2 separate regions of the Homo sapiens genome follow, and region 2 is linked to region 1. The links are chromatin contacts, found by Hi-C or POLR2A ChIA-PET in ENCODE. All regions are on one chromosome and are shown on one strand. The core of a region is the stretch at or near the end of the contact, and the rest is flanking DNA. Distances in the headings are between cores, read along the strand shown.

Region 1 (3,119 bases), core at 260-2,759:
AACTTGAAATTATGAATGTTAATCTGTGATTGCTAAGGGAACGTGGTATTTCCTGCCTATTTTGTCTGTAGTTTGTCTCTTTCTCTTCTAATTCATTTTTAAAACTCTGCTAGATTAATTTTGCTAAAATAACGTTTTGCACTCCTCATTTCCTGTTTAAAAACATGTAGTGACTCACCATCAGTTTTAGAAATCGATTTAAAGGACTTCATGAAACTGGTTTCAGGCCACCCACAGTTTGGCCCATACCTATCTCCTGTTCTCCTTCATAAACCTTTCAAATCTAGCCAAATTGCTTTGTTCTTTGTCCCTGGAGTATGGCTTTCTCTTTCTTTCTTTCTTTCTTTTTTTTTTGAGACACAGTTTCGCTCTTGTTGCCCAGGCTGGAGTGCAATGGCACGATCACAACCTCCACCTCCTGGGTTCAAGCGATTCTCCTGCCTCAGTCTCCCGAGTAGCTGGGATTACAAGCATGTGTCACCACACCCAGCTAATTTTGTATTTTTAGTAGAGACGGGGTTTCTCCATGTTGGTCAGGCTGGTCTCGAACTCCCGACTTCAGGTGATCTGCCGGCCTCAGCCTCCCAAAGTGCTGGGATTACAGGCGGGAGCCACTTTGCCTGGCCTGGAATATGCCTTTTTCTATTGCTGTGCTTTATTCTGATTTTTGTTTTAGAATAGCTTTCAAATCTTATTCTGTTTCTTTAATCTCTCTTGTGTCTCTCTTTATGCCTTCTGGGCTTCACATGGGGACTGGTGTGGTTGTAAAGGCCCCCTGAGTTGAGATGTGGAAGCACCCTCTGTTACAGAGTGAGGGATTGACTCACTGAAAAGAACTATTCAAGTCATTCCTGAATTGCTTACCTTTGGTACTTCTTGATTTAGTAAAGTAGATTTCCTGTTTTCATATGAAAAGCATAATTGAATCATAGAGCAGGTACTAGGAATCAGACTGTCTGGGTGTGAAACCCCACTCTGACTTTTACTAGCTCTTGACCATAGGCATAGTTTCCGTATCTCTAAATGCATGTAAGGGTCCCTGTCTACCTTGTAGGGTGGTTGTGAGGATAAAAACAATACACAGCACATGATAAGAGCTCAATGAATATTAGCTGCTGCCTTTGTTATTCGTATTCATATTATTGTAGATATTTTCTGATGAATTTGATACTCGTTCACCATTTACTTCAACACATTTCGAGTTAAAAGATATTTCCTGCTTTGAGAATAAAATTATTTCAAGTTAAAATAAAAATTAATCTAATATACCCTTAAGTAGTAATGAGGCATGTAGTTAGTGCACTGAAGTAGTTATGTGCTTCCCAAAGTGGGAACTTAAAACAAAAAGGAATCTTTTAAGCTTAACAATTCCTTATGTTAGTCATATAATTATCCCTTTTCTCAGAAGCCTGGGGCCAAATGGATCTGTTCCTAGGAGAAAGGAACTGTCTCTCCTGGCTTAACAAAGATTCAGTTTAAAGGCTAGCTACCCTCTGAGTCATACTGCTTTCTGATCTTGGAGTGCTTGCCTCTGTCCCATGAGAAAGAAAGGTGGATGAACAGCACTTGCAGGAAGGAACTTTCATCTTTCTTGAAGCCAATCCAAGGCCTCAGATGCAGAAAGAATGCCTACCTTACCTCTTCAGGGGAAAAGGGGTTTGATAAAGGTGCTCTACATAATGCGAATCTGTTTTCATTAATTCATGCATTCATCTACTCTTTTATTATGCATTCAATTCCTCAACCATTTATTGAGTATATACCTGGTGTCAAGCACTGTGCTAGCTACTGGACACGTCAAAAGGAAAGAATGAGATTTTGTCCTCTGCCTTGAGATTAAGGTAGTTTTTTTGTTTGTTTGTATGTTTTAACATACCAAGTCCAGTGAAATCTTAAAATATTTTTTATATGGCTGGGCGCGTTGGCTCACGCCCGTAATCCCAGCACTTTGGGAGGCCGAGGCGGGCAGATCATGAGGTCAAGAAATTGAGAACATCCTGGCCAACATGGTGAAACCCCGTCTCTACTAAAAATACAAAAATTAGCTGGGTGTGGTGGCAGGCACCTGTAGTCCCAGCTACTCTGAAGGCTGAGGTAGGAGAATCGCTTGAACCCAGGAGGTGGAGGTTGCAGTGAGCCGAGATTGCACCACTGCACTCCAGCTTGGGTGACAGAGTGAGACTCCATCACAAAAAAAAAAAAAAAAAAAAAAAAAATTCTGGGAGTGAATGTGTTCTGAAGCAGATTTACATTTGCTAAATTCCATGCCAGGCAGAACAAATGTAATTCAGTGCATATTTGAAATTCATAAAATGGAAGTACTTGAGTAGTTGGAGAACCTGTTATTGAGGTGAAGAAACTCAATCATAATTAGAGTCATAATGATTACACTGGGTAGAGTCTAAGCAGCAATTTCTAAAATCCAGTGACTCTCTATTATCTCTGTGACAAAATGTTGGAATTTAAATATTACTTCTGGAAGGCCAGGTAATTTTTAGATGTGTTGGAACACTTTTATTGCCCCATAGCATAGCTTTAGATTTTTTTCTTTATCCCACCCTTTCCACCAATCTGGGAAAAGAACCATTTCCAAATTCTTGTACAGAGTAAATCACGTGCTCTTTAATTGTTGGAACTAATTTTAAATTTTGATACTGTTTATAAATTTACTAGTCAGAATTCTGTTACTTGATATGTTACTTTGGGTTTGAAAATGTTTCTCTTTTTTATTCACTGGTAGAATACCTGACTTTTGGGAGAACAGCAAATATTTCATGGTGGTAAACTTGTTTTAATTAGCTAACAGGACCATTCACAGTTTTTGAAGCATTCTGGCCAAGAAGTAATTTAGAGTGGAGGATAGAACTATTTTCTTCTTGAAAACAAGAAGGCAGGCAAGCAGTGTTCATAAGGATGACATATACAAGCAAATGTGGTACTTCATAAAAAACTGAGTTGGTTCTATTGTTAAGTAGCATATTTACTCCTTTTGACTTGGAAATTTTTTTCTTTTAAAAGTGGCCATGGGCTTTATTTAATAACTTTTACCAGAGAGCAGCAGAGAAGGCCATGCATATGTCCAAATGTATTGTGCTTTTTTTTTTCTGTAGAATCCACAT
Region 2 (3,119 bases), core at 346-2,845, 51 kb before region 1:
GGGATTACAGGCGCCTGCCAGCATGCCTGGCTGCTTTTGTATTTTTGGTAGAGACGGGGTTTCACCATGTTGGCCAGGCTGGTCTTGAACTCCTGACCTCAAGTGATCTGCCCACCTCGGCCTCCCAGTGCTGGGATTACAGGTATTCGACACTGTGCCCAGCCTAGTTTTTAGCTACTCTTAACAGCTGTATTTCTCAATAAATTTTTCATTTGTGTCTACTGGTAAGATTTGGATTCACTTTGACTGGTAGCCTGTCATGCAGACACTAAAAAGAAGGGAAAAGGAGGCCTTTGTCCCCCTGAACTACTTCTGACTCTTGAGTTGCTGAGAAAGTGTTAGTCTATTAAGTCTTGGATATTGCAAGTTTAGCAATTAAAAATGTCTTTTTAATTGAATCATACTTCAATAAATGTATATTAATAGCATTCTTATAAACTAGGAAAATGTTCCTTTAAAGGAAATATTTGAACTGCTTTCTGAAATCCCATGTGATAGTGTTTTAGGATGTTAGCAGTGGGGCACTGTTGTACTGATGTAACATTATTTTTATTGTTACAGGGATAATTTTGCATCATAAATAACAACAGATTTATTTGTGACCCTGCATTCACATATGCGATGAAAATCATTTAGTTTTTCAAAATGTTTGCAATTTTTTTTTCTTGTCCCTTTTCAGTTTTCTATCTGTTGCTCACTTTTGATCACATCTGTCTGTCTACTCTTTGATATGGGCCGCCAGCTTCCCCCACACCATGTGGCATCCATGGTACCTTTATTCTAATGGCTACTTAAAAGACATTTACATTTACTAACTGAAGGTTTCAGTGTTCTGTTGTTTTGGCTATTGACTATCATTTTTATAATTATATACTTTTAGATCTGAACAAGGCATTTTTATTTTCTATTCTGTCTTCTTAGACTGCTTCTAGTACCACAGAAGTATTAAATAAATTGTGAGTGAGATGGGGAAAAGACAATCCTTTCTTACATTGACTCAAAAACACATATCAAATGCCAGAGTACTGGACTAGACACTCAATGGGACTTGATTGTTAATCCTTGTACTTAATTATTCTGTTTTTTGAGTAGTGATCATTGATTGACTCATTGGTTGGAGTGAGATTTGATGTTACCTGTAAATTTGCAACTGGCATTATAATTCCAGCAATCTCTTTCCTTAATTACTTGAAAGTTTCTTTTATGCACAAAATTTACCTTACGTATGGATGCAAATTATCTCCCAAGAGTGGTTCTTTTTTGAGGAAAGGAATGCAGTTTGTTGTAGCTTTATTATAAAATTGTTCATTTTCCATTTGCTGGATTAAAAAATGCATGTTTGATTTTTAAACCAAAATTGACAAGTTCACTTTAAAGATAAATGAAACAATTGAAAATGAAATTTGAGAGAATATTATTGTAGGTGGTAGTCATTAAGACATTCCAATTTTTAAATAGATGTGTGAAGATTATGATTTGGGGAGTGAACATTAGAGGTGCAGAGAATTGGAACTTCCTGCATGATTCTGTGTTATTCAGATGAGTAAGTGGTTCTTAGAAATGGTGAACCGCAGACTGTGGATGAGAACAGATCTGGTCATCAGAAGGAAGCAAACAGTGTAAGCATTACTGAAACGTGGAAAGACCCAGAGGGCCTGATGTTTTGCTGCAGCCTGCTCTAGAGCCTACCCGAGTAGGGCATATTGAGCCAGAGCAGGTGGGAATTATATGCAAACCTGGGAATTTAGCTCCTGCCCTTGGCTCTCTGGAGGGTGACTGTCAGGCAAAATATTTCAATCTTTGCTTCACTGTGGTCACAGATACAAGATGCTGTATGCTGGATTTATTATTTTTTAATGGATCACCTTTTACATGCAAAAATGGTTAACATTCTTAAATTGTCACTTAAGACTTACATTATTTGGTATCATTTGGGACATATGTTTGCCATTTTATTAAGACCCTTTGAAAGAAGAGAAAGTCAATTCATTAAATAAAATGATTTTGATGCCTATAGGTGTTTTAACCACAGAGGATGGGGATGGTAGGTGGGCATGTGGGCATGGAAAATGTGTTGGCCCATAGAGTTGAATGAAGAAGGTAAAAGGAACAAGTTATGTGTGGGAATAGATTTTTTTTTTCCTATCAACTTACCAGTTTAGGATTGAGGACTAAGAAGGCAAGTACTATGTTTTGTAAGGTTTATTAATACAAAGGTTTCTAAAATTTATAGTGATTAAAGAACTTCTGTCGAGTAGTTCAACTCAATAGCTAAAGTCCTTCCTTATATTTCATGTCTTACTTAGGCTGTTGAGTTGAGGATTTCTGAGTGGTAAAATGTACCTGGATTCATGTACCCCAGAGCTTAATTATAAATAAATAAATAAATTTTTAAAAATGTACCTGGATTAAATAAAGTTTCAGAATCCCTGGGTACTCCTCATTTCTAAGGAATAATTATCATGTTTAAAGGGACTGGCTCACTTGAGAAATAAATTCGTCTAGTCTTAAAGTATCTATTCTTGTTTGTTTCTTGATTTTCTTATTCTCCTATGGCATTTTTCTCTGGAGAAGAGAGTAAATGTTCAAGGCCAAAAAATAAATGTATAAATAAAAAGCCTCTCTCTTTAAATTCATCCCAGTGAGGAGGATTTCATGCATTTCTTTAGTTTGCTATTCTGGGGATTAGTGTAAATATCATTTGCTGAAAATATTGTTGTAATAATTTCATCTAGTATGGAGATCCAAGATAGTTGGGGTACCTCATGGTGTACCTGAATATATATATATTTTTGAAGAAATTTAAAAAACATTGTAGAGTAGACTTGTATAAAACAACAATTCTTCAATTATATATTTAAATTTTTTAAGTATTTGACTTAAACATATAAATTAAGACATTTAATATTTATAATTCTAAGTTTAATCTAAACATTCAGTAGCATATATTTCAAAATCAGTAAATATAATTTTGCTTTTATCATGCCCATGTATGCAATAATTTGTGATTGGCATTGTCCATGTGTCAATCACTGGACTTGTGTGTATAACTTTTTTTTTTTTTTTTTTTTTTTTGAGATGGAGTCCTGCTCTGTCGCCCAAGCTGGAGTGCAGTAGTG

What was found. A loop is a pair of places that touch in the nucleus more often than their neighbours do. ChIA-PET counts read pairs that join two places held with the same protein, here RNA polymerase II (POLR2A). Pooled maps may share reads with other maps.
Region 2: a pooled map shows a loop between it and region 1 (7-fold over the local background). The contact joins two enhancer-like sites. A Hi-C loop is called at or near these places in 1 of 37 single-sample maps with no recorded cell type and 6 of 50 pooled maps. POLR2A ChIA-PET finds 5 or more read pairs at or near these places in 2 of 52 experiments (H1 and naive thymus-derived CD8-positive, alpha-beta T cell).

What each region holds. Positions count from the first base shown.
Region 1 is chr4:101,153,906-101,157,024 of GRCh38, reverse strand. The region is part of intron 2 of PPP3CA (protein phosphatase 3 catalytic subunit alpha); the gene reads left to right. Among named protein-coding and RNA genes, the nearest start is that of MIR8066, 85 kb to the left of the region's middle. RefSeq lists an enhancer at 1,271-1,772. Within about 2 kb of position 1,509, at least 3 of the 41 ENCODE cell types and tissues checked have a DNase peak (open chromatin) inside an H3K27ac peak, as active enhancers do.
Region 2 is chr4:101,204,592-101,207,710 of GRCh38, reverse strand. All of the region lies in intron 1 of PPP3CA (protein phosphatase 3 catalytic subunit alpha), which reads left to right. Among named protein-coding and RNA genes, the nearest start is that of MIR8066, 35 kb to the left of the region's middle. Within about 2 kb of position 1,595, at least 2 of the 41 ENCODE cell types and tissues checked have a DNase peak (open chromatin) inside an H3K27ac peak, as active enhancers do.